6 separate regions of the Homo sapiens genome follow, and all the other regions are linked to region 1. The links are chromatin loops, found by intact Hi-C in ENCODE. Cell type or tissue: heart left ventricle. All regions are shown on one strand. Region 1 overlaps SNX18 (sorting nexin 18). Region 2 overlaps LINC02998 (long intergenic non-protein coding RNA 2998). Region 3 has its middle 31 kb from the start of LINC02998. Region 4 overlaps LINC02998 (long intergenic non-protein coding RNA 2998). Region 5 overlaps LINC02998 (long intergenic non-protein coding RNA 2998). Region 6 overlaps LINC02998 (long intergenic non-protein coding RNA 2998).

The links. Hi-C counts contacts between places; a loop is a spot of excess contacts. Peaks named below come from ENCODE experiments on the same cell type or tissue, not always from the same donor. Only the 100,000 strongest peaks of a DNase experiment are listed, where the experiment ranks them.
Region 2: it touches region 1 in a loop (4-fold over the local background); 23 of 110 quality-filtered maps call a loop at or near these places.
Region 3: a loop joins it to region 1, with 2.5 times the contacts of the local background. A loop is called at or near these places in 15 of 110 quality-filtered maps.
Region 4: it touches region 1 in a loop (3.0-fold over the local background); 55 of 110 quality-filtered maps call a loop at or near these places.
Region 5: a loop joins it to region 1, with 4 times the contacts of the local background. A loop is called at or near these places in 24 of 110 quality-filtered maps.
Region 6: it touches region 1 in a loop (2.9-fold over the local background); 34 of 110 quality-filtered maps call a loop at or near these places.

The regions. Positions count from the first base shown.
Region 1 is chr5:54,523,195-54,527,194 of GRCh38, reverse strand. All of the region lies in intron 1 of SNX18 (sorting nexin 18), which reads right to left. Among named protein-coding and RNA genes, the nearest start is that of SNX18, 7.4 kb to the right of the region's middle. In heart left ventricle, no CTCF peak of the experiment used is centred here; a DNase peak (open chromatin) is centred at 2,244; H3K4me3 peaks cover 1,939 bases; H3K27ac peaks cover 2,580 bases.
Region 2 is chr5:54,717,999-54,721,998 of GRCh38, reverse strand. The region is part of intron 1 of LINC02998 (long intergenic non-protein coding RNA 2998); the gene reads left to right. The region is part of intron 2 of LOC105378969 (a long non-coding RNA gene); the gene reads right to left. Among named protein-coding and RNA genes, the nearest start is that of LINC02998, 24 kb to the left of the region's middle. In heart left ventricle, no CTCF peak of the experiment used is centred here; DNase peaks (open chromatin) are centred at 2,458 and 3,228; H3K27ac peaks cover 2,375 bases.
Region 3 is chr5:54,772,989-54,776,988 of GRCh38, reverse strand. No RefSeq gene overlaps it. Among named protein-coding and RNA genes, the nearest start is that of LINC02998, 31 kb to the right of the region's middle. In heart left ventricle, no CTCF peak of the experiment used is centred here; a DNase peak (open chromatin) is centred at 1,968; H3K27ac peaks cover 1,362 bases.
Region 4 is chr5:54,656,178-54,660,177 of GRCh38, reverse strand. LINC02998 (long intergenic non-protein coding RNA 2998) reads left to right here. Exons shown (of 3, transcript NR_104658.1): 3 at 1-20. Among named protein-coding and RNA genes, the nearest start is that of LINC02998, 86 kb to the left of the region's middle. In heart left ventricle, no CTCF peak of the experiment used is centred here; a DNase peak (open chromatin) is centred at 1,997; H3K27ac peaks cover 961 bases.
Region 5 is chr5:54,700,783-54,704,782 of GRCh38, reverse strand. The region is part of intron 1 of LINC02998 (long intergenic non-protein coding RNA 2998); the gene reads left to right. The region is part of intron 1 of LOC105378969 (a long non-coding RNA gene); the gene reads right to left. Among named protein-coding and RNA genes, the nearest start is that of LINC02998, 41 kb to the left of the region's middle. In heart left ventricle, no CTCF peak of the experiment used is centred here; a DNase peak (open chromatin) is centred at 1,502; H3K27ac peaks cover 402 bases.
Region 6 is chr5:54,736,113-54,740,112 of GRCh38, reverse strand. All of the region lies in intron 1 of LINC02998 (long intergenic non-protein coding RNA 2998), which reads left to right. It overlaps LOC105378969 (a long non-coding RNA gene), which reads right to left. Exons shown (of 3, transcript XR_948330.3): 3 at 2,647-4,000. Among named protein-coding and RNA genes, the nearest start is that of LINC02998, 6.1 kb to the left of the region's middle. In heart left ventricle, no CTCF peak of the experiment used is centred here; a DNase peak (open chromatin) is centred at 1,842.

The DNA.
Region 1 (4,000 bases):
CAGTTGGATGTCATACCTTGGCTCAAAATCCTGTAATTGCTTCCATCTGACTCGGGCTTTCATTCCAAGTCCTAACAGTGACCTGCAAAGCCTTGCAAATCTGACTTTCCATGACCTCATCTCCTAGGATCCTCTTAACTTCAACCACCTGGCCTTGCTGTTCCTCAACCTGCCTGGCACATGTCCACCCCAGGGCCTTACTTTAGCTAAACCCTCTGCCTGAAAAGCTCTCCCCCGAGATACCTGCTTGGACGACTCTCCTGACTCCAGAGTGATTCAGGTCTCTGCTTAAATCTCACTTTCTCAATGAGACCTACTTTGAGCACTCTTACTAGTACTTCATCCTGCCTCCCATGCCCTCTTTCCCTGCTCTACTGTTTTCTCCTAGCACATACCAAACTCCAACATACATCAAAACTTACCTCCTGTGTTTGTTTTTCATTGAGTGTCTCCACCCTGCTAGACTGCAAGCTCCACAAGGGTGGGGATCTTTGTTTTGGCCACTGATGCAACACTAGCATCTTGAATAGTGCCTGGACGATGATGGGTACATACGTATTTGTTGAATAAAATCTAGTTTATCTTTTAGAGGGTCCTATGAATAAATCTAATGATTTTATCTCCCCTTCCTTCACTGTCCCCTTACCTGCTAAATAACAATTTATTTAGCAGAAGAGGAAAGTCAAATCACAGTGACAGATAAGTCATAAGAAAAGGTACAGAAATGACAAGTGAACTAAAACTCATTCAAATTAAAGTTTAATCAAGCTATAAGATCAATATCAGAGGCTGGGCACGGTGGCTCACACCTGTAATCCCAGCACTTTGGAAGGCCAAGGTGGGTAGATTGCTTGAGGTCAGGAGTTCAAGACCAGCCTGGCCAATATAGTGAAACCCCGTCTCTACTAAAAAAAATAAAAAAGTTAGCCAAGCATGGTGGCACATGCCTGTAATCCCAGTTACTCGGGCGGCTGAGGCAGGAGAATCATTTGAACTCGCGAGGCAGAGGTTGCAGTGAGCCGAGATCGCATCACTGCACTGCAGCCTAGGTGACAGAGCAAGACTCCATCTTTAAAAAACTGTCATAATTTATCTCTTTGGTAGTCCTATTAATTTGGGTCAGAGAGAAGTCGCTCCAGCTGTCTACCATACCACAGCTTCAGAACACCCGGGAACCCTCACCAGGCAGCAGCAGGCCAGGTATTAATCACTTTTACATTCGAAGTTCCTAGTGAGGTAAGCCTGCAATGCGTGATTGCTGATCTGAACTAAACGTGCATAAATGTTCTTTCACATCAACTGATAAGGGCTTTTCATGCTCCCGTAAAACAGTCACATAAGTAGACAGAGAACACTATTAAAATCAGCCTGAAACAATGTCTAAAAGTTTCCTGGATACTTAAGACTACTCTTATTTTTTTAAAAAAGTCAACTAACAAAATAGTACCTAGGAAATAATGAACCTCACTTTTACAGATGAGGAAACTGAAGCTCAGAAACATTAAGTGATCTGCACCAGAACACGTGATTTGGGTTAGAGGGGAGCCAGGAGGAGACAGTTTACATACACTCTTCAATGTGAACAACAACAAACGATTGACTCCAAACAACATCTACATTTATCCCAGTTGCCATTACTTCCGGTGTGCAATACAGGGCGAACTGATTAAAGCAGATATTTAATTGCTAGACTGAAGACTCCTTGAGCTTTTGTACTTTTGCCTACAATTCTGGTGGCAATAGGTTGCCAGGAGGGATGATAAGATTACTGGAATTGTCCTTCAAAGGAGAGCGCCCTTAATTTTTTTTTTTTTTTTAAAGAGACAAGGTCTCACTGTGTTGCTCTGGCTGGATTTGAACTCTTGGGCTCAAGTGATTCTCCTCCCTCAGCCTCTCAAGTAGCTGGTATTAAAGCCATGTGCCACCATGCCTGGTTGTCATCTCCTTTTAAATTCACCCATCTATTTTTCAAAAATAAACATTTAGTGACTAGCTACTATGAACTATAACATTTAATTCTCATGCTGACCTCGTGAGGAAGTGCCCCCACTTGGCCAAAGATAAGTGAGCGTTACGCAGGTTAAAATAGCTTGTCCAAAACTCCTCCATGCCCACACACTGGCCCTCCAGAGCCCATGCTGGTCCCGACAGGCCAGCTCCCACTGCGATGAGGCTCTGCACCCACGGCTTCTTGGCTTGGCATGCTGCCCCTTCACTGGCACAGCTTCCTCAGCAGACCCAGCTCAGTCCCACCCCTTGGTGCAACTCCTGGGGCAGACTGGCCCATCCACCAGGCTCTCAGAATCCTGGCACAAGGAACTGCCGAGGCTGGCTGACCTGTCTCTGTAGCTAGTCAAATAACTCACTTAAGACCAGAGGCCTACCCAGCCCTCCTGCAGACACCGGCAGAGCGGCCAGATTCTAGTCTGTGTTGTATAAATATGAGACATGATACACGTCTGCCTTCCGGATATAATCTTGTCAAACAGAGCTCAGCATTACTCTGCCACTTTATAATCCTTTAGTTAATGATACAGAGCTTCAAAAATATATGGCAAATTAAATCTAACTTGATATTTAAACTTTGATTTAAAAATACATGGGGTAATACAATAATAGTTTTTTATTCAGCCCAAAGAGAAGGAACATATTAAATAGTTCAAGGGAAGTGTTTGTAAGTGAATCACAGAACTTCTCACTTGTTTGGGTTCTGGCATTATGCTTAGAAGTCCTAAGATGGCCAGACAGGACAACATTGCTGAACAAGGAAACCTCATAGGCTCCCTGAGTTACTGGGAGGAGGGTGGGAGTGCAGGTCCTCTGCCTCCCTTCGGTCCCACTGTGGTCGGCATGACTCTGAAGGCTATGTGGCTCAAAAAAGAAGTCTGAGAAACCCCTGACGGTGTGGTATGAGCGGTGCCCACACCCAGTTTCGTGCCCAAGACTGTCCTTGGGCAGTCACATTTATATTTTAACCAAGGAACTGAGTCGTGTATTTCGAAAGCACCAACGGTCACCTTATTTTCACTAAGAAAACACAAACTGGGGCAAAGGGTAAGCCCCAGACCTGTTCTCTTTTTAGAGACATGAGGTCTTTTTAGAGAACAGCTGGGGGTAAATGCAGGGGAGAGGAGAAATGGGTTCAACTAAAGATGGAGTGAAAACAAAAAGAATGAACAGCCTCAATTTCTAGCCCAGAGGTTTCAAAAATAAGGATGAATTTGCAAACAGCCCCAACTTCTTAGAGCTTTTCTCTGTATTCCTGGCACCACCCTTTCAGGGCTATTTTTAGCTACAGGAGAATGGGGAGCAGACAGGGAAGGGTCTCCGTGTGGCCCAGCCTTACCTTGTGTGCCCTGCTGGGACTCCAGCTATCTTTAATTAATGTCTGAAGGACATCAGGCCAACTCTACTAGTGGTAAAAGGAAGCACAATGGTGAAATTCTACCCAGCAAGACTGACAGGCCCACTACTGGTATACCATTCCTGAGGTCCTGGGGCTTTTATTGAAAAAAGGCTCCATCTGGAACATTTAGAGAGCGATGAAGTAGAGTCTGTATATTTAAGAGTACAGAAAACAGGACTGCCTATTTACTTATCTAGTCCTGCCTCCCTGCTTCACACAGCCCAAATCGACAAATCAATTTAACACTATTTTACACCTTTTCTCTAGAAGAAAGACATTTCACTTAAAGGAACTCCCTCTAGCCATTTTTATTTAGTCCAAATTCCTAAACAAGGATGAAACCAGTATTTCTCATAATCTTTTACAGTCTTCCTTTTAGCAATAGTCGCAAGAGGTAAACCTAAATCTTTTAAACCTCAACTTGCTGCCACCTAGATTTAGCTTTATTAAATATTAGAGATTGATCATATCTTTGGAAACAAAACTGAATATGCCAAGAAACTAATAATAAAATATATTCCTCAGTACTACCCAAACTCCTCAACATCAACACTATAAAGGTATACTGCAGACAGGCATGATAAGGAGGGAGAA
Region 2 (4,000 bases), 190 kb before region 1:
TAATTTGGTCATAGGACCCTTTAACCTTCCTTTCTCAGGTCTCTGAGAATAAAAAAATGGTCTTTGGCATGCTAACCTTTAGCTTTGTACATTTGATTCTGCAACCTAGAGGGAGAAAGAGAGAGAGAGAGCACATGATTGGATGGTAGAAATGGGTTCCATACTTCCCCTTTGGAGAGAATTTTTTCTTTGGCCCTGCCATTCACTTCAATATTGTCCTCACCTTCTTAACTCTAAATTCCTGTACTTATGTCTCCTCAGTCTCACCTCTCATTCACCCTTTAATCCCTTCATTCTCCTAAAATTGCTCTTTGTCATTCCAGAATATGTTATTTGGAGTCTTTTACTGCATCTAGCACTTTCTGCATGCATTTTCTATCATTTGTGTATACACTTCATTTGTTGTGTATATAGTAGATTATAGGTACCCAGAGGCACAAATCCTTATCTACGGGGATGTATCATGTTCATTTCTGACTCTGTAAGGCACTTGCTCAATGTCTTATATATAGTAGGATGTCAATAAATATTTATTGCTCTGAATGGCTAAAACCACATTACCTTAAACTATTCAGGGGCATATGCCTCCTGTTTTTCCTTCTATTTCAAATATGTCACAGGAAGAAAAAAACTGCCTTATCCGGTATAATCTTCCAAGGATTTTATAAAAATTCAAAACACATACTGTATCCAACTCATGAACTCATCAACTTAGCCTGCATCCAAGGATTTTCAGGAGACTGGAAAAAAGGAAACACACTAAAATAGAATATACTTTTTTATGTTTGATGTTTTTCTTCCTTGATTTTTCTGGGAATATTTCTAGATAAAAGAGTATACTTTTCATACATAAGTGTTATATATATATGTTTTGTGTGTGTGTGTGTGTCTGTGTGTTATGAGGTATACTTCATTGAAAAACTGAAGGCCAGGGACTGCTTTTGAAAGCCACAATGTGGCCATGTGGCTCCTTAAGACTTACGACCAGTAATGGAGATGGTGAAGATAAACTCCTTCAGCTTTGGGATCATGATGCCACGGCTTTGTTCTGGCTGGCTGTCCTCTATAGATGTCTACCAGTTCCTATTAGCTGATTACAGAGGTACACATTGGCAAGGCATGTATATGCACACATGTGCAATACAGAGGTCTACCTGGATTCTGCCACCCTGGGCTTCTCATATCCTCATTACTAGAGCCTGGAAGGGCACATTGGAGATCTGGCTCTGGCTTGGATCCCTTAGGACTTCACGTCTTGGTGGCCTATCTCATCTGCAGGGAGAAGACATGGGAGGCTGTGGTGACCACCATTAGGGTCAGCTCGCAGGGTGCTTTCACTACTCTGTCAGTCAATCAGCAGTCAACTAATCTTTATTGAGCACCTACTATATGTAATGCATGAATGGCGCTGCTCTAGGCAGGGGAGATACAAATTCTTCAGATACCTGTGACTCAGCTCTGGCCTCAGAGGAGGTGGGGGGTCCCTCCTTCATCCTTCCCGTCTCATCATGGGTCACAGAGAGTCCCCAGCACTATCTTTCCTGTCTTGTTATAATAGTCTTAGAGTACCTCTTCATTTTACAGCTAAACTAGTAATGATCCTAGGATTACCAAATTTACAACAAAATTCACTCTTGTAATCTAACAGCTTGCCAAAATATGGGTGATTTTTTAGATTTTGAAGTGGAAAAAGGAGGAAGTAGAGATGGGGAGACAACTTACCATTCGTTTTGACAAAGAGGAAAATTAAAATGAAGAGATTCACCCAGGCCCACTGTTTTTTCCATGTCCTTGTGTGAAAGTGTAGAAAGGTTTGATGGGACAGAAAGAACACTCAGATTGGGTGTGCTTACTCATGCCTTCAACAACATTCTATGTGCTGGGCCCTCTGCCAGGGCTTAGAAATATAACAGTCAATAAGACAGGCACAGTGTGTCAGGACACCAGGGTTTTGATTTGACTCTTGCCAAATGAATTTTGTGACCCTGAGAAGACACTTCACTTTTCTTGCTCTCAGTGTCCACATCTGTAAGCTGAGACTGACACTGGAGGTGGCCAACATTCTCTAACTTTTTCCTAGCTCCGCCTGGAACCTCTAGGACCAGGGACACAAACTCTTATCTTGGAAATGGAGGTACTGGTGCCGGTCACTTTTCCATGAAGGGCTGGGGAGATGCCTCTGGGGTCCAGTCCCCTCTAGACAGTGAGCATCCAGATTCCTGAGGATCAAGGGGAGGTGTGATGATCTCCATTGTCCTGGGCCAGGAAATGCCAAACAGGAGTTTCACATTCAGCTCCTTCTCTGGACTACCCTGGGAAGGAGCCCACCTCCTGCTGCTCAGCCCAGCGGGTGCTCTGTGCTGACTCTCACACGGGCTGTCAGCACATTGACTGCATTCCTCTGCATTCTCCCGGCTTCAGGGTTGTCAGCCAATTAAAAGAGCAATTCTGACACTGGATGAAAAGGGAAGGGAGAGCTATGTTTGGTGCAAAGTGTGGGCAGGAGGCACTGCTGGTGCTGGAGGAGTCCAGGCTGGATGCAGAAGCTGCTCCTCCCTCCTGTGGAGGAGGACAGCCCTGCCCAGCCCACCAAGCTCATCCCTGTCCCCACAGCGGACAGCTGGCCCCAACCCCTGGAAGATCCTGCCGCTGTGGTCTGTGCAGAATTTAATTACACCTTTGGGAGGTGTTTTTTGTCCCCCTGCACATCACCAGGAAGAAACTATGACTTGCAAATTCAGGGTTCTTAACCTTTTTTTGTGCCCTTTGGCTGTCTGGTAAAGCCTATGGATCCCCTCTCAGAAGAATGTTTTTAAATGCAAAAATTTAAATACATACATAGAATTATAAAGGACATAAAGGACACCAGTCATATTAAAATCAATAAACAAAATATTTTAGTGATAAAGTGATAGAATCACAGGTACTGCTAATACTACAGTGTTTGCTGCCTATGGTGTTATTTATTGCTGCATAACACAACTTAGCAACTCAAAAATAACAAATATCACACTCAGTTTCTAAGGGTTGGGAATCTAGGAGGGGCTTAGCTGGGCGTTTTTCCTCTGAGTCTCCCATGAGGTTGAAGTCAAGTTGTTGGCCAGGACTCCAGCCATCTGAAGGCGGGAAGATTGACTTCCAACTTCCAAGCTCACTCATGTGGCTGTTGGCTGGTCTCACATTCTCACTGGCTCTTGGCTGGATGCCTTAGTTCCTTGTCACATGTCAAGACATGGCAGCTGGCTTCCCTTAGAGTGAGTGATGGAGAAAAAGAACAAGAGTCCCAGTCAGAAGCTGCACCCTTTCATAACCTAATCTCGGAAGTAACAGCCATCACTCCTCCTGTGCCGTATGTCACAGGACCAATGTGGGGCTCCAAGGGAGGGACTGCACGGGTGTGTGAACATCAGGAGGGGGGTCCCTGGAGCCACATGGGAAGCCAACTATCACACCTACATTCATGACAGAGGGACAGGCTAAATTTTCATTATAGCTTAGTAAAAATAGAGACATAAATTTTTTTCTCATCCAGTTTCCTGGAACCTGAGATCTAGCCACAGACCCCAAGTTAAGAATCCCTGATAGATTGAAAGCATTTTTGTTTCCAGGCAATTTCTAGTCTTTTTATTCATGACTTTTTTTAGCTTTTTTGAGGTACAATAAAAAAATTGAACACATTTAAGGTGTACAATTTGGTGTTTTGATATATGTATGTATTGTGGAATGATAGCCAGAATTTATTGAGGTATAATTAAAACTTGTACACATTTAAGGTATACAACTTGGTGTTTTGATTTACACATGTATTGTAAAATGACAGCCACAGTCAAGCTAACTAACGTATCTTCACCTCACACAATTTACCCATAGTCACATTGACGTATGTTAGATGTCCAGAACTTACTCATCTTGCAAAACTGAAACTTTATACCCTTTGATCAATGTCTCCACATTTCTTCCTCCCCGCCAGCCCCTGGTAACCGTCATTCTACTCTCCACT
Region 3 (4,000 bases), 250 kb before region 1:
GTCTCCGGTATATAAGGACACAGCAAGAAGGCAACTATCTGCAAGCCAAGAAGAGGGCTTCACCAGAACCCGACTGATATGGTTTGGCTGTATCCCCACCCAAATCTCACCCTGAGTTGTAAAAATCCCCATGTGTCAAGGGCAGGGCCAGGTGGAGATAATTGAATCACGGGGGCAGTTTCTCCCATACTATTCTTGTGATAGGGAATAAATCTCACAAGATCTGATGGTTTTATATAGGGGAGTTCCCCTGCACAAGTGCTCTTGCCTGCCACCATGTAAGATGCCCCTTTGCTCTTCCTTCATCCCTTGCCATGACTGTGAGGCTTCCCCAGCCATGTGGAGCTGTGAGTCAATTAAACCTCTTTCCTTCATAATTTACCCAGTCTCGGGTATGTCTTTCTTAGCAGAATGAGAATGGACTAATACACCGACCATGCTGGTATCCTGATCTCAGACTTCCAGCCTCCAGAACTGTGAGAAAATAAATTTCTGTTGTTTAAGCCACCTTCTGTTGTTTGAGTCTGTGGTATTCTGCTATGGCAGTGAAATGGACTAAGACAGCATCTTTCAGTGCTCAGCTCCTCCGGTCCACATCCCTGACCTCACTTGAATATATTTATATCATCCTCTTCTGTGCTCTTAACCATGCTCTTCCCTTTACTTAAGTTGCCCCTCCCATCTTTCTTGGTCCTGAAAAAGCATACAATTTCCAAGTAACAGGCTATATTCCAGTTTGACTGGAGCATGGGAGTGGTAAAAGGAAATGGGATAAAATTACGTATGGATCATAGAGGGTAATAATTATCTGGGGTGGTCACTGATGTCTGGAGTGAGAGAGCTGGCAACACACACAAATCAACCAGCTTATCTATAAAATGATTTCACAGTTCCCCGCCAGTTCTAGCATTCTTGATTTCTATGGTCAGAGTTGTTTCTGGTCTAACAGCAGGGAATAGAGTGAATTGAAGTTGGGGAGAACCAGAGGCAGGGACAGAGGGTTATAGTCCTTGGTCTGTGAGCACCATTAAATAAAAGTCATAAAAAAGCACTGTCCACCCAAACATCTTTCCATTGCTGCTCTGTGACATGTCTAATTGGATCTTCCATTTCTCTGCAGGGCTGGGGAGTCTGAAATTCCCTGTAGTGAGCATGTAGCTGGCAGATGGTGCTTTTGAATTCATTGCTTCCCTTGGAATTTTTCTCATAATCTCCATTCCTCTATCCCTGAACATTTTAAAGTTCATGTCTAGCATTTCTTTTTCAAAGCACCTCCACATTCACAATATTATATTTATAACAACTTGATGATGGAATAGAAATGATCACCTTCCTCTTACAAATGAAAAAATTGAGTGCCTAACAGGTTGAATGACTTGCCAAGATTAGATACCAGCAACTCATATTAGCAGCAGAACCATAACAGAAAAGTGATGAACTGGAAGCTCAAGGTATGCTCACAGTGCTAACACGATTCTGTGGGAATGGTCTCCTTGTCACGGTGCCCATGGCCAAATTAGAATTACATTATCCTGGCAGACTCACAATCTACTCGCTGTGAAAATCTCCACCTGAAAGAAAATGTTTCTGGCCTAATAATCTTTGCTTCTCAAGACATGGATTTTTCGAAAACTGGACTAGAAATGGGCACAATTCGAACAAAATAGGTTTTCAAAATTGGTTGGGAGCAACTAGGAAAAGAGAATATGGTAAGCAGATTTTACACATCTAAAATACATTCCTATTTAAGAAAGAGAAACTTTCTAAATCAGCTCAGAGCAAAGATGGAAACAAAGGTTTTATGCCAAAGTTACAGCCACCACAAAGTCTGTTCCATCTCCTCCAAGTCCGCCCTGCAACATGATGGCCTGTGTCTGTCATCCCGGCCCACATGCTGCACTCCACCCTTCCTTTGCACAGCTTTCTCTTTCACAGGCAGAACACTGGCACCTCCCCAAAGGGGCCATGTTGGGAAGAAGCAGCCAGGGTGGGGTGGCAGGGCGGCTCTGTGAGTGCTGGGAGAGGGTGTGGGACCTGATCTTTATGCTCTGAGCCACCGCTGACGTCAAGCCCTCACCCGCATTGGAAGAAAGCACACAGAAAACTCCCTTTTGCCGCTGTGCAAACTGTTCTTGCAGAACTGAAGACACGCCCACTGCCCCTTACAATTATTCTAAATCCATGCTTTCATTGGCTATACTCAGAGGGAAATAAAAAACTATTTCCCAGTTGGCCCTTTTTCAGCCAGACAAAATTAAAATGAAGCATGACGTTTAAGTGAAATACTCTTCCAATTTATGTTCTGGAGTTTCCAAGCTCCTTCCATCCCAGCCTGGTCAGAGCAGAGCTGGCCAGCTGAAGGCTTTTCTTCCAGTTTCCTAAGAAATATCCTTGGAAAGTTGGCTATAAGGCTGTTTCTAATACACATCTGTTTCAGGCTTCAGACGTGCCTTCTCACCCTCCTTGGTGGAATGTGGTACATTAGGAATCTAATCTAATGGCTCCTCCTGTAGAGGGAACAGGAAAGGTGAAAGTTCATCAGATTCACCCCAGGTCTCATTGTCCCCACTGATTAGGCAATACACAGACTTCCTAGGGCACCATCTCTTAAGGACCCCAGCTCAGACCTGGGGGAGAGAAGGAGGCCATTTTTCCTTGGTGAGCATGTATGGTGGAATCTGCACCTTTCCTTGAAAGCTAAGTTTGGGAAGGGATAAGAGAACTCTTCTACATCCTTGTAAACTGCGCTCCTAAGGGTTTGACATCAAGAACGGTGTTAGAGGTTTGAGGGCCAGGAGAACGTGAGCCTACCTGGTTACTTCTAATCCCAAATACTCTGTAAATCCCAGTGGCTCTTAGGTGTGTGTTGACATCATCTGTGGAGCTTTCTAGAAATACAAATTCCATGCTTCAAACCCAAGTATTCTAATCCTGTGGGAAGGGGCTACAGGGCATTAGCTTTGTGTAGTTTCAAAAGTTCTGCAGTGATTCTCATGTAGGTAGTTCATGTATTTGCCAGTTTTCGCAGCTAGGGTATGTACACGAACCACTTCTAAGAGTAAAACTCTAAAATCACTGAAAAAAAAATTTTTTAAGTGTAAATATGAGGCACAAAGGTAAGACGAGAGCCAATTTAAACAGCCTGGGGGATATAAAACAAGGAAGAGTTGCAGTATCTATGAATAAATACCTCATTCATAGAAAAATGGAGTAAGGCAGTTATTTCTAGGAAAATGACCTTGGCCTGTAACAATAATAAATAAAATTAACTGTGCTCTAGCTACAGGAATAATACCCAACTGGGTAGGAGAGAACAAGGAGTCATCCCTAGAAATCAGGTAGATGGGGCTGGACATGGTAGCTCACATCTGTAATCCCAGCACTTTGGGATGCCGAGACAGGTGGATCACTTGAGGTCAGGAGTTCGAGACCAGCCTGGCCAAGAGGGTGAAAACCCATCTCTACTAAAAATACAAAAATTAGTACGCCTACAATACCAACTACTTGGGACGCTGAGGCAGGAGAATTGCTTGAACCTGGGAGGCACAGTCTGCAGTGAGCCGAGATCGTGCCACTGCACTACAGCCTGGGCGAGAGAGCAAGACTCCATCTCAAAAAAAAAAAAAAAAAACCCAAAAAAAAAAAACAAAACCGGAAAAAAAGAAAGAATCAGGTAGATGGGTAACATTAGACCCGAGGAGCACAGATACATGTAGACAAACACAGCGTGCACAACGTAAGGAACACAGGTTAATAAGGACCATCGCTATTTCGAGTTCTTATTCTAAATAGTATTATCCACATTTGATTGTGTTCCAGTTGTTAGGACTTTGTTCTACTCATTCAGTAGCTATTATTGACAACTTACTGCATGCCAATCACTGTGCTGGATGCGGGAGGGACAGCAGCAATACCAGCAGAACTCTTTCTCTATTTCTTTTCACATCTTATTTTTACTCGGTCTCAGTTCTGCATTTAGACTCTTTCCATATGTAGAGAA
Region 4 (4,000 bases), 130 kb before region 1:
ATAATAAATGTCTGATGTCTAAGCCAGCCAGTTTGTGGTAGTTTGTTACAGCAGCCCTAGAAACCTAACATATGGTACGTATGGTTTTGTCTTCCCAACCCACTTATTTTTCTGGGAAATCTCTCTCCCTCCCCAACTACTGCAGGAGCAGCCATGTTGATCAACATGGCCACCTGCCACTGGTAGAGTTCATTGAAAGTTGGCATTTGAAACCAGAGAACAAGTCTTCAGTGACTAAAGCTGAAAAGTATGAAACTCAGGAACTGCCAACAACCATGTTTTCTACAGCAAAAAGAAAGCCAGTCTTCGGAAGACAAAGCTGGCATCCAGAGCGGCAGAGGTGAGGCGAGGGGAGAGAGCTGAGAGTTTCCTGCTTCAGCTCCATTGGTGCCCGAGGCCTCAGCTCTATCCAAACTTGGCTGTGACTTGAATTCCAGGACACTAAAGTGGCTGTCCAGTAAATTCTTTTTTTTTTTTCTCAAGCCAATTCATAAACAGTCTGTGGTACTTACAACTCAGACTTCTATTTAACATCTTCTCCATAACTCACTCAGTCTCGTTTTTCATAAGTGGAAGTTTGCTGCTCTAAGTAACTATGTCCTTACCAGACATGGGTGCAGGATCGAGAAAAGAGCATTAATAAAAATTAATGTTAGTCAAGAAATATGGCGGGACGCAGTAGCTCACGCCTGTAATCCAGTACTTTGGGAGGCCAAGGTGGGCAGATTACTTGAGGTCAGGAGTTCGAGACCAGTCTGGCCAACATGGTAAAACCCTGTCTCTACTAAAAATACAAAAAAATTAGCCAGGGGTGGTGGCAGGTGCCTGTAATCCCAGCTACACCAGGAGGCTGAGGCACAAGAATAGCTTGAACCCAGGAAGCAGAGGCTGCAGTAAACTGAGATTGCACCACAGCACTCCAGCCTGGGTGGCAGAGAGAGACTCCATCTCAATTTAAAAAATAAATAAATAAAAAGTTAGTCAAGAAATATATAACAAGTTTTGTTAAGCTTTCTTTCTTAGATGAAACTTTAAACCATCATAAACTACAAGAAATTAGACTGATTTCTTTGCCTTTTAGATTAAAATCCAAAATAATTCATTAGCAAGCAACTTTTATCTTTCCTTAACAGATGGGTATGTTTTTTAACCTCTGAACACACCATAGTTCCTTCATTAAGATAAAGAGTCATTTTGCAGAGTTGATTGGGATATCTATGAAGGAATCATTTCAACGATTATGCTTTCGTTAGCTTTATTTTTATTATTTATTTATTTTATTATTAATTATTATGAGAAATGCAGTCATACTATCGTTAACCAGAGTGGTCTCAAAGTCCTGGCCTTAAACAATCCTCCTGCCTCGGCCTACCAAAGTGCTGGGATTACAGGTGTGATCCACCATGCCCAGCTAGCTTTATTATTAAAGGTTATATTAGTCCTATGATAAGTTTCAAATGCCTGGCATTTTTCCTGAGAAAATAGTTACTATTTAGAATGTTAACAATAAGGAATTTTTCTGTCTGCCCATTACCACATTTTTTTTAAATCTCAGAAAATAAGTACTTAATCTTAATTCAGATTTACACACTTCTTAATGACTTCTGATGTCTAGAGATACAGTCTCAAAGGCTACCAGCTTCATGTCAGAAAAGAACAAGCAAATAAAAGTTGATCCTGGAGACTAGGAAATAAAATTCAGCAATTCTCATGCTATTTTGTATACTAATCAGGGAATGCATTAATTTTCTGTTGCTGCATAATTACAATTTACCCCAGAACTTAATGGCTTAAAGCAGCATTCAGTATTTATGATCTCATATGGTTTCTGTGAGACAGGAATTCGAGAGTGATTCAGATGGGTAGTTCTGGCTCAAAGCTTCACGTGAGGCTGCAGTCAAGATATCAGCCAGGGGTGGAGTCTCCAGAAGGATTGACATGCACTGAGGCCTTCACTTCCAAGGCAGCTTGCTTACTCATTCATATAGCTGGCAAGTTGATGCTGACTGTTGGCAAGAGGCCTCAGTCCCCACCACGTGGACCTTTTCATTGTGCTGCTTGAGTGTCCTCATGACATGACAGCTGGATTCACCCAGAGTAAGTGATCCAAGAGAGAGCAAAGATAGAAGCTGCAATTTTTTAATTACCTAGCCTTGTAATTAGGTGCCACATACTGTCATTTGCACAATATCCTATTGGTTATACAGGTCAGCCATATTCAACATGAGAGGGTGACAATACTGGGAGGTAAAACTCATTAGGGGGTATCTTGGAGGTTTCCTAGTCTTACTCTGGGTATTCATGAGAAAAACATTATTATGTTAAAAAGTATGGAAAATGCTTTTCAAAATTAATACACCTAAGAAAACTTCAACAAAATTCATAATAGAGCCATAAAATTCTAGAATCAGAAAGAAACTTGGTTATCAACCAGTGTAACTTGGTCATGGAGACTGAGTCTCTGAAAGGTGAGAATTTTTTTAACTTTATATAGCAAATTAGTGACTGGATGAGGCTTAGATCCAGGCCTCTTTACTTCTGGTTAGGGCCGGTGGTGAACAGGCTGGCTTGGAAATTAACATCCGTTCCAATCTCCTTATAGTATGGCTTCCTACTGCAGCGGCTGGAGAACCTAAACCATATGATTCGCAAACTCCCTTGCAGCTAGGGTTTTGGATATGATTTGGGTTAAGGCAATCAGACTGCAGAAGTGAGATCTGGAAACTGGAAGTGATATAGCAAATAGGCTACTGGAACTTGTGCCGCTGCTGTTGGCAAAGGTGGTCATTGCAATGTTGGGTTATACTGTGGCAGAGGTAGCAGAGGTTGTGCTGCTTTGGTTACTACTGGCGACAGCCAAGAGGCAGGACTCAGAGGAGTTACTATGGACCTAGCAGGTGTTGTACGGCTTTAAAGGTAATAGTTAAAATTAGCCTGCAGTCCTAGTTAGCTACTTGGGAGACTGAGGTGGGAGAATCTCTTGAGCCCAAGAGTTTGAGGCTGCAGTGAGCTGTGATTTCACCACTGCACACCAGCCTGGGTGACACAGAAAGATGCCATCTCTAAATAAAATAACACATACAAATATAATAAATAAAACATTTTTTAAAAAGTAGGCTGGGTGCAGTGGCTCATGCCTGTAATCCCAGAACTTTGGGAGGCTGAGGTGGGCAAAGAACGAGGTCAGGAGTTCAAGATCAGCCTGGCCAAAATGGTGAAACCCCGTCTCTACTAAAAATACAAAAATTAGCCAGGTGTGGTGATGCATGCCTGTAATCCCAGCTACTCAGGAGGCTGAGGCAGGAGAATCGCTTGAACCCGGGAGGCAGAGGTTGCAGTGAGCTGAGATCGTGCCATTGCACTCCACCCTGGGCAACAGAGCAAGACTCCATCTAAAAATAATAAATAAATAAATAAAAGTAATAGTTGCAGCAACAGTTTCCTGATCTCTGAAGAGCAAATTAGCTAATGTGTTCCTGGAGCCAAGAATTTCAGCAGCGGTCACCACAATCACAAAGGTGGAGAAGGAATAGCTGGCAGCTCCCATGGAGGACTAGCTCTATGCAGCAGTTCTTGGAGTTGTTCCTGGATTCCAAGCCCAGAGCTGTTATTCCAGTCCTTCCAACAATTTTGTAAGCACCTAATTCCCTATATTAAGTCATGTTCTCATGAGACAGCTAGAGTGGTGTCTGTTGTCTGCACCTAAATTCTATTACAGAGCATGCTAATACATAAGAATGAGAAAAGCAGCCTGACCTCTGGAAACTGGCCTGACACTTACAGCTAGGTCTTGTTGTTGTTAGGAACTAGCCTGGCACTTAGAGATGGGTCATAGTGTTCTTCTGTTGAATGTAAACAATTTCTCAGAACATCAGGATCTTCAAGGTCACTCTGTTGACCGTGATAGATCAAGATATAAACAAGACCACTGTGTATCATGTGTGAACACAGACAAAAATATGAACATTGCCCAAACCACAACAAGGACCAAACATCCCCC
Region 5 (4,000 bases), 180 kb before region 1:
CTGTCACTGTGTTAGTTAGTCAATATAAATCTATTTGGTAATCATTGGAGAGAATGGAAGTAATACAGAGAAAGATAATACAGAGTATTTATTTCCAAGGAGTTTCTTCTCTCCTGGGCTTCTGGTCAGACACCCAACCAAGCATTATGCCCACTCTAAGTGCTGTAATGGGTATGCACAAAGTGCAATTACTTAGCCATTTCCTCCACTCACATCCAGGCATTTCACAGCTTGCACAGCCTGAATCCACAGCCTCACTCCTACAGACAGATGCTTAATGTAAACACTTAATATCCATGTGTCTGTAACAGTAATAACGTCATCAGAACCCTAAAGGCAAAAAGGCTTTAAGAAGTAGCTAGGTAGAGAGTAATAGATTTATACCATGAAAATGTGTTTAATCAGGAGTCTGAGTACATGAAAATAACATCAAATCAACCCTATCTCTAAAAATGAGAGAAAAATTAAATAAGTAAGATGGATACTTGAAATATTAGTGTTTATTAGCAGAGTTTTTAGTGTGTAAACATACCCACCCTAATTTTGTCTTGAGAATTGGATTCTGAAAAAACTGTGATCAGCACAAAGGCATGTTGATACCCTGGCACCATGAAAGCATTGAAAGGGAGAAAAATGACTGGATTGGCAAAAGTCTTGACAAGAGAGGCCAACAGAAACCAAAAGCCTTCACGACTGTAACTCAATTTGTTTTCTGAGCTCAGAAGAGAATGACACTGTGCTAGATGGATTTCAGTTGTCCTTCCAGATCTGCTCTCCACTTCTCCACACTGGCCAGCACCCTTCATGTGCTGCTCACAAAGCCGAGAGCCACAGAGGAGCACACGGGGTGAGCTGTGATGAATGATTTTCATTTACCTTTCCAGATCCTCTGTCCACCCTGCTGTGCCGATAGGCATTTACGGACCATAGCGACAAGCTCCTTTGTCCCCTGGCTTCTGGTTAGAGAGCCAATGAGATGCACGGGCAAAGACTGCATGGAGAGGGAAAAGTGAGGTTGGGGCATTGCCTGCCCTCCCTGCAGGGCTGTGAGTCTCAGAGTCCATGTTCCACGATCTAAGGCCAAGCGCCCGTCAAGCAGGCAGCTCTCTTTCATAGCTTCCAGGTCCAATGACCTTCCCTCTAAGGGTGGTAATAGCACTCCATGCTTAACAATCACTATTCCTTTTAACCCAGTACATCTTTGCAAATTAGCCCTTTTTGAAACTCTTCAGTTTCCCTCATTTGACTGCATCACTTTTTTCTCATGGAAACCCTCACTTGGGGATTATTGTTTAGGGAGAGTTTCCCCAGTATTTTTACAGAGCTAACAGGAAGTTAATTTGCCTGCCCTTTGTACAGCTCAGTTAGATCAGCTTTTGTCTGGAAAGGAGCCTTGCAGGGCTTGGCTTTGTATCCTGTTGGGATGATCATCTCTCCAGTGTGATGACTAAGGGTTGTGTCCAGTTAGTGCACTAGCAACTGAAGTTAGGAAGGCTCGGGTGGACGCTGCCAACCAGCAATCCAATCTGCCTGATGGCCAACCCTTTGACTGCTGGGAGCCTGGAGCTTTCTGAATCAGACAACTTCCAGACTTCACATGTGCTGCCAAGCACAAGGTATGAAAAAGGTTTCTTTTCTTTAGATTCTGCTTTTTCACTAAAGCTGCATCTTTATCCAATTAATTAGAGAAATGTTACTCAAAGCATAGTCTGGGGACCACTGCTGGTATGCACACTGGTGGAGCTTGCACCAGAATAAGTTCACTACGTTCCACTGACAGGCTTTTTTTCTTTTTTTTTTTTCTCGGTAGCAAGACTTTTTGATGACTTGTTGATTTACAATTTCATAAGCTTTTTTTCTCATCACAGATGAGGAACAAATATTTACCAACCTGGTATTTGGGTACTTGCAGTAGCACTGAATTAGAGGACTGTGAAATCAGACCTAGGCAATAAACTAGGTCAGCATTTCCCATGTTGTGCTCCATGGAATCCTAATCTTGTGACAGCTTGTCTATTAAGAGGAGGAAATGCTTAGAGAGTCACAAAGGACATGACCATGTTAATGGCTCTGATAAGTCCTGCAGTTAACGAATGTGCTTATTTTTGTTCAGCACAGAATTTCCCATACTTGTTTAAAATGATTATGTTATGTCATGGCTATTGCCACTTGTGAAATGAGTGTTCTGTGGAACTAACACTGTTGGCAAGGAAATGCTTCAGGAAGTGCTCAGCCAGAGGATCTCTAGAGTCTCTTGGGAAGATATTTATCTTCTCAGGGCCCCTGTTTCCTTAACTATCAATTAATGTCTAACATCTGACTAGTGGTTGGCATTTTCATATGCATGTCCTCAATGAGACTCGGGTTATCCTGTGAGAAATCGTGCAGGAATGGTACATCCCAGTCCACACAGGAGTAATTGAAGGGTCAGACAGATTATGTGACTTACTCAAAGTCACACAACTTGTAAAAGGTGAAACTAGAATTTGACACTCAGGTCTTCAAATTTTAAAATCTATTATTTCCTACTATACTGCATTGAATCTTTGAGCTGGAAGGACTCTTAGTGGATAATATGTCTAATCAGGTAAGTAATACTTTAGCAAAGGAGGGATTCAATGTGAATTCAGTGCTGGTCATTTAACTTTTAGCTGAAGTTCAAACCTGTTTCTTTACATCATTTTGACATCTTCCTCTTGTTATGGTCAAAGACAGCTTTCCAATGTCCTATGCACTCACCATCTCAGGGAATGGGTCACATTGTCATATTCGTCTTCTGAAGTGAGTAGAAGACGGCCTTCCACAAACGTTGGACCTCTGGGTTTGTTCACAGAGCAAGGCAATGACACTGGGGAGATAGGAGGGCACTCTATATTTATATTCTGTATTCCTGAGTCAAGAAAAAGGAGCGTGAGATTTAACAGCACTTGGCTAAAACAATTAAGTCACAGCCTATCTTCTTGTGGTCAACTAAAAGAAAAGAAAAGAAAGTGAGATTATTTTTGTATTTTTAAAAACAAAGGCTAAGAAATAATCTGCTCACAATGTTCTCCATTCTGTATGTGTGTGTTTCTAACTAGTTTTTAAAATTCGAATGATTCATTAATTCATTTGTTCATTCATTCAGTAGGCTTTTCTTGAGTACTTACTCTGGGCCAGGCAATGTGCTAGGGGTTGAGGAAACAGAATGAATAAAATTAATTTGTCACCCAAGTCAAACATGAATCATCATTACCATCACAAACAAATACTGAGCATCTTCTATAAAAGGGGCCAGTACTGGGCACTTCCGGGATCTATAATAAGACATACCAAGGCAGGGTCCTTGTCCTCCAAGAGTTCAGTCTCCTTGAGGAAATAGCTATGCCCATAAAAGGCTAAGCATCATTGTGCAATGCTGAGTGCCAGCCCAGTAGCATGAAGAACAAGAGTAACCAGCATTCCAGGGATAAGAAGTCACTCTTGGTCCAGGCAGGTGGGAGCTGTCAGAGTGGCATAATTGTGGTCAAAGCTAATAATAACTCTATTATAAACCACAGCATTGCAAGGAAGCAGGAATAATTTTTCTGAGAGAATGAAATCTTTTTGGTTTAAATTGATCTCACGGAAATAAATCTGGCACTTAAAAGAGTTTTGGGTTTCATTTATGTCATGAGGGTCCATTTGCGGGTGACTAGTTCCCGAAATAAAGAACTCGTCTCTCTAGGCTGGAGTAATTTTGAATCTGAGAGATGAAAGTTCATTATTCTTTTGGAAGTTAGTCAACATTAATTGTGTTTGGCACTTTTTAGGTAAGGAAAATTATCCTACACTGGATGGTTACAATTACATTGTTATGTCTGAGAGGATTTTCTCATGTAATTACTATGTGCCGGCTCTCTAATTACAAGGAGGGCCTGAATTTTCTTCCTGTCACTGCAAATGATGTCTCTACTATATTGAAAAAATAGCGGACTTTCTTTTCCTCAAATAAGGTATCAAAACTGGTAAGCCATGAAGA
Region 6 (4,000 bases), 210 kb before region 1:
TTTGTTCTCCAGTCTTCTGTCCCTCCTTTGTGAGGTGTGTAATTCTCGCTATTTACAGCAGTCAAGTAACCCTGATTCCACCCAAGAAACCCCCTTTCACGCATACTAGTTTGAGTGGGTTTCTTTTTCCATCAAACAAATGAGCTCTGATCACGAAGGAGCCTGAAATCCGGGAGAAAAATCTAAATGAGAGATTCTGATGACAGATGATGCTTAAAGCCAACAGGAATGGATAAGAATCCTCAAGAATAGGCTAACCTGTCAAGATAAGAGGACTTGAGCTAGAACCCCGAGGAACGTTTCCACTTAAGGAAGTGGCAATTGGAGGGAAATCCAAAGGGCACTAAGGCAAACCAAAGAAGCAGGAGAAAGATTCGGCAGTGCAGTGCCATGGAAGACAAGAGAAAGAAGGGACAGAGAAACAAGGTAAAATGTTGCAGAGGGGTTGGGAAAGAGCTGAAGAATGTTCCATCAGTATTAGCAACAAGGTCATTGGTGGCTTAGATGAGAAAATGACAGCAGAATGATGACCACAGAGGTCTGGTATCGATGAGTGGATGCATGCATGGGAGATGAGGCAGTGGAGAGAGATGGGTGGAGGACACCACTGAAATTTGGGAATGGAGATTCAGAGACAATATCAGTGTCCTGGGCTGCCAAAATGAAGTACCAAATACTGAATGGCTTATATAACAGAAACTTGCTGTCTCACAGTTTTGAGGCTAGAAGTGTGAGGTCAAGTCAGACTTGATCTCAGATTTTTGAGAGAGAAATTTGTTCTAAGCTTCCCCCCTCACTTCTAGTGGTTTGCTGATGATTTGGGGTGTAGCTTGGCTTATGGAAGCATCATCCCAATCTCTGCCTTCATCTTCACACGGTGTTCTCCCTGTGCGTACGTCTGTGTCCACATTTCCCCTTTTTATAAAGACAACAGTCCTATTGGATTAGAGCCCATCACGATGACCTCTTTTTAATCTGATTATCCTATCTCCAGATGGGATCACACTGTGCAGTCCTGGGGGTTAGGACCTGAACTTTTCTTTTTTGAGAGACATAATTCAACCCATCATGGAGTCTATGATTTTTTTTTAGTTATAAATAGAATATATGTTCACTGTAAACATTAAATAATACTGATGTGTCTACAGTTAACATCAGTAAAATTTTCAAATTAGGTTAAAAGAAAAATATATGTCCTTGAAGAATGAAAGAGAGTTGGGGAAGTAGAGAGGAGGCAGGTCTATGGAAGGTCTAAGTTGTTTGTTTAGTTCAGGATGAAAGAGACTTGAACACGTGGAAACACAGGAAGGAGCCGTGGGAAGGAGCCAGGAGAGAGAGAGCTGTTGAAGACTGAAGATACTGATAGTATGTTTGGTGTGGTGTGGGGTAAGTCGACTGTGTGTGTGTTGTGTGTTGTATCTGTGGGCAGGGATCTTGGCTGTACCCAAAGAGAAATCTAGAACTGACCTATCAGGTTATGTGGGGCTGGCTCTCGGAAGTGTATTTGCATGAGTATTTGTGTAGAGAATGGGGCTGCCAGGAGGGAGTTGTATGCAGGGATGCCTGTGGAGTAGATTGGTAGAGAAAGGACAGTGAAGAGAATAAGGACAATGGTCACCACTGGCTGCTCCCCAACCTAGCCCCATGGAGAGAGGGGCTAGACCCGTAAGCCCAGCAGCCTGGTTTTAAGAGGCTTTGTTATATTTCATGGGGTTTAGGCATAACTAGTGCCACATTCAGGCCCAAGTGACACTGAATTGGGAAGAGAAATGTTTCCTCCACTTCTTCCTGGAACTCAGCACAGCTTAGTCACAGTGAGGGCTCAGGGGCTGGCTCCTGTCCAGCGTCAGTTGAGAGGACAGTAGATCCAGGAAGCAGGACTCTAGACCAGGGCATCTACAGCTGCAGAGGCCAGGGTGCTCTGAGACAAGGATGAGATGAATCCTCACAGGCTTAGGGAAAGCAGACACTGAGGAGGAGGCCAGACACAGACATCATGAGAGGACTGTGCAGCAGCTCACTGGAGCATCTCAGGCACCCAAGGAACTCGTGGAAACAACTGTGCAAGGCCCAGGTGGAGGAATAGAGAACCTGCAGTTATTCTGGAAGTAAGCTAGCCATCAGCAATCATTGGGTATATTAATGTTTTAATTTAATTTAATCTTAAGTTCTGGGATACAAGTGCAGGACGTACAGGTTTGTTACACAGGTAAATGTGTGAAGTATATTAATGTTAAATGCCCTGTATCTACCCACATTTTATTTTAAATGTCAGTGGTGTAAATATTTATATATTAAAACATATGACACAAATTCGTTTGAAGAATTTTGGGTAATAGTGTTTATCAGGGAACTTATATTTCATGCTTCCATAAGAAAGAAAAATTAACTTTTTAATGTTATTAGAAGAATCATGAAAAGAAGATTTGTTAAAACAACAACAACAACAACGGTGAATATATCATATTTATCTAAGCTGAGCCATCAAAAATAAATGTTTTTCCATCTATCAAATATAGGGCTAATGCCTACAGTGGCTATTACATATGTGCCCATGGAGACTTGGACAAAATCTTCCTTGCAGTATAGATTGTTTCTATTATATTTCTTGTTGCTTCAAAAACAAAGAAAAAACAAACACCACTGTTCTCGGTAAGCAAATGAGTAAATAAACTCATTTATTCATGTAATAAAATACTACAGAAAGTTAAAATGAACAAACTTGATCTAAATATATTAACACAGATAAATGTCAAAACATGTTGGCAAGAAAAGCAAGTTACAAAAGGAAATGTACCATATGGTTTCTAGTATTTGTATAAATATTTAAAGCACACAAAATAACAGTATATATAATTTATGGACATGTCTATATAATATTAACATAAGTTTAAATGTACATACATGAAAAGAAGCATACTAACTTCAGGGTGATGGTTACCTCTGGAGAGAAAGGTAGAGGATGAGATGGGGGTGCTTTATCTGTGCTTAATGCTTTCTGCTTTTTAAAACAGAGAAAATTGATTCTAAGGCAAGTAAAGCAAAATGTTAATGTCTGTTAATATGGTAGGTTGGTACATGAGTGTCTATTAATAATTTTGGTACTTGGCTGTGTATTTGAAATGTCATCATTTAACATTTAAAACTTTAATAAAAAAACCAGACAGTATCACTGAACAGAAAAGCACAACAAAAATGTTTTCACTTAATTTTATTGTTTTAAATGTATTCAGTATGTAAATATAGTAAATATTATAATGTCAATTTTATTATAATATAGCATATAGCATATCTGTTTTTGTGTGTATCTCTAATTATAACTGTTCTTAATACATTTTCCCCAAATTCTTGTCCATAAACAGCTGCAGATGACTTTCTTGTCACCTTGTATTTTCATTAAGTGTGATCAGTGGGCTTCTATTCTTCTAAGTTATAGTCACAGTGACTGACAAGGCTAATTGACTCTGTTATCTTGTCTTGGTAAACGTAAGTGGGTCTGCTCGTGGGGAGTCACAGTTGTGTGCCTGAACAGTCAGAAAAACCTTTGCTGGAGACAGGGCAGCCACCAGCTGCAGGCTGCCAAGGAGGGCCCCTTGACTTTCGATCTGTAGTTTCTGAACAAGAAGGAAGGCTAGGAATGGCCTCAACAATGCTCTTAGCACTCCTAATTCTGTCTAAGACTTTGAGAGGACTTTCCTTTATTGTTTGACTTACGAGCAGGGGTAAAAAGTGATGGACGATAGAAGTTATGGGAGCTGTGCCTCCTGGTCCAAATTGGTAAGTGTCTTTATATGATGTCTGTTGTAGTGTAAGGCTTAAAATAACAATGATGTGCTACTTTGACATCTAAACTGGGAGGGCCTCTGATGTCCTAACTGCATCATCCTACACACTTCGCTCCTACTGATAAGGTGTCCTAGCCAAACAACCCTCCTTATTACAAGGACAAGGCACAGTGCCTGCTTATCCCTGAGTAGTAGACTTCAGTTCCCTGCCAGCC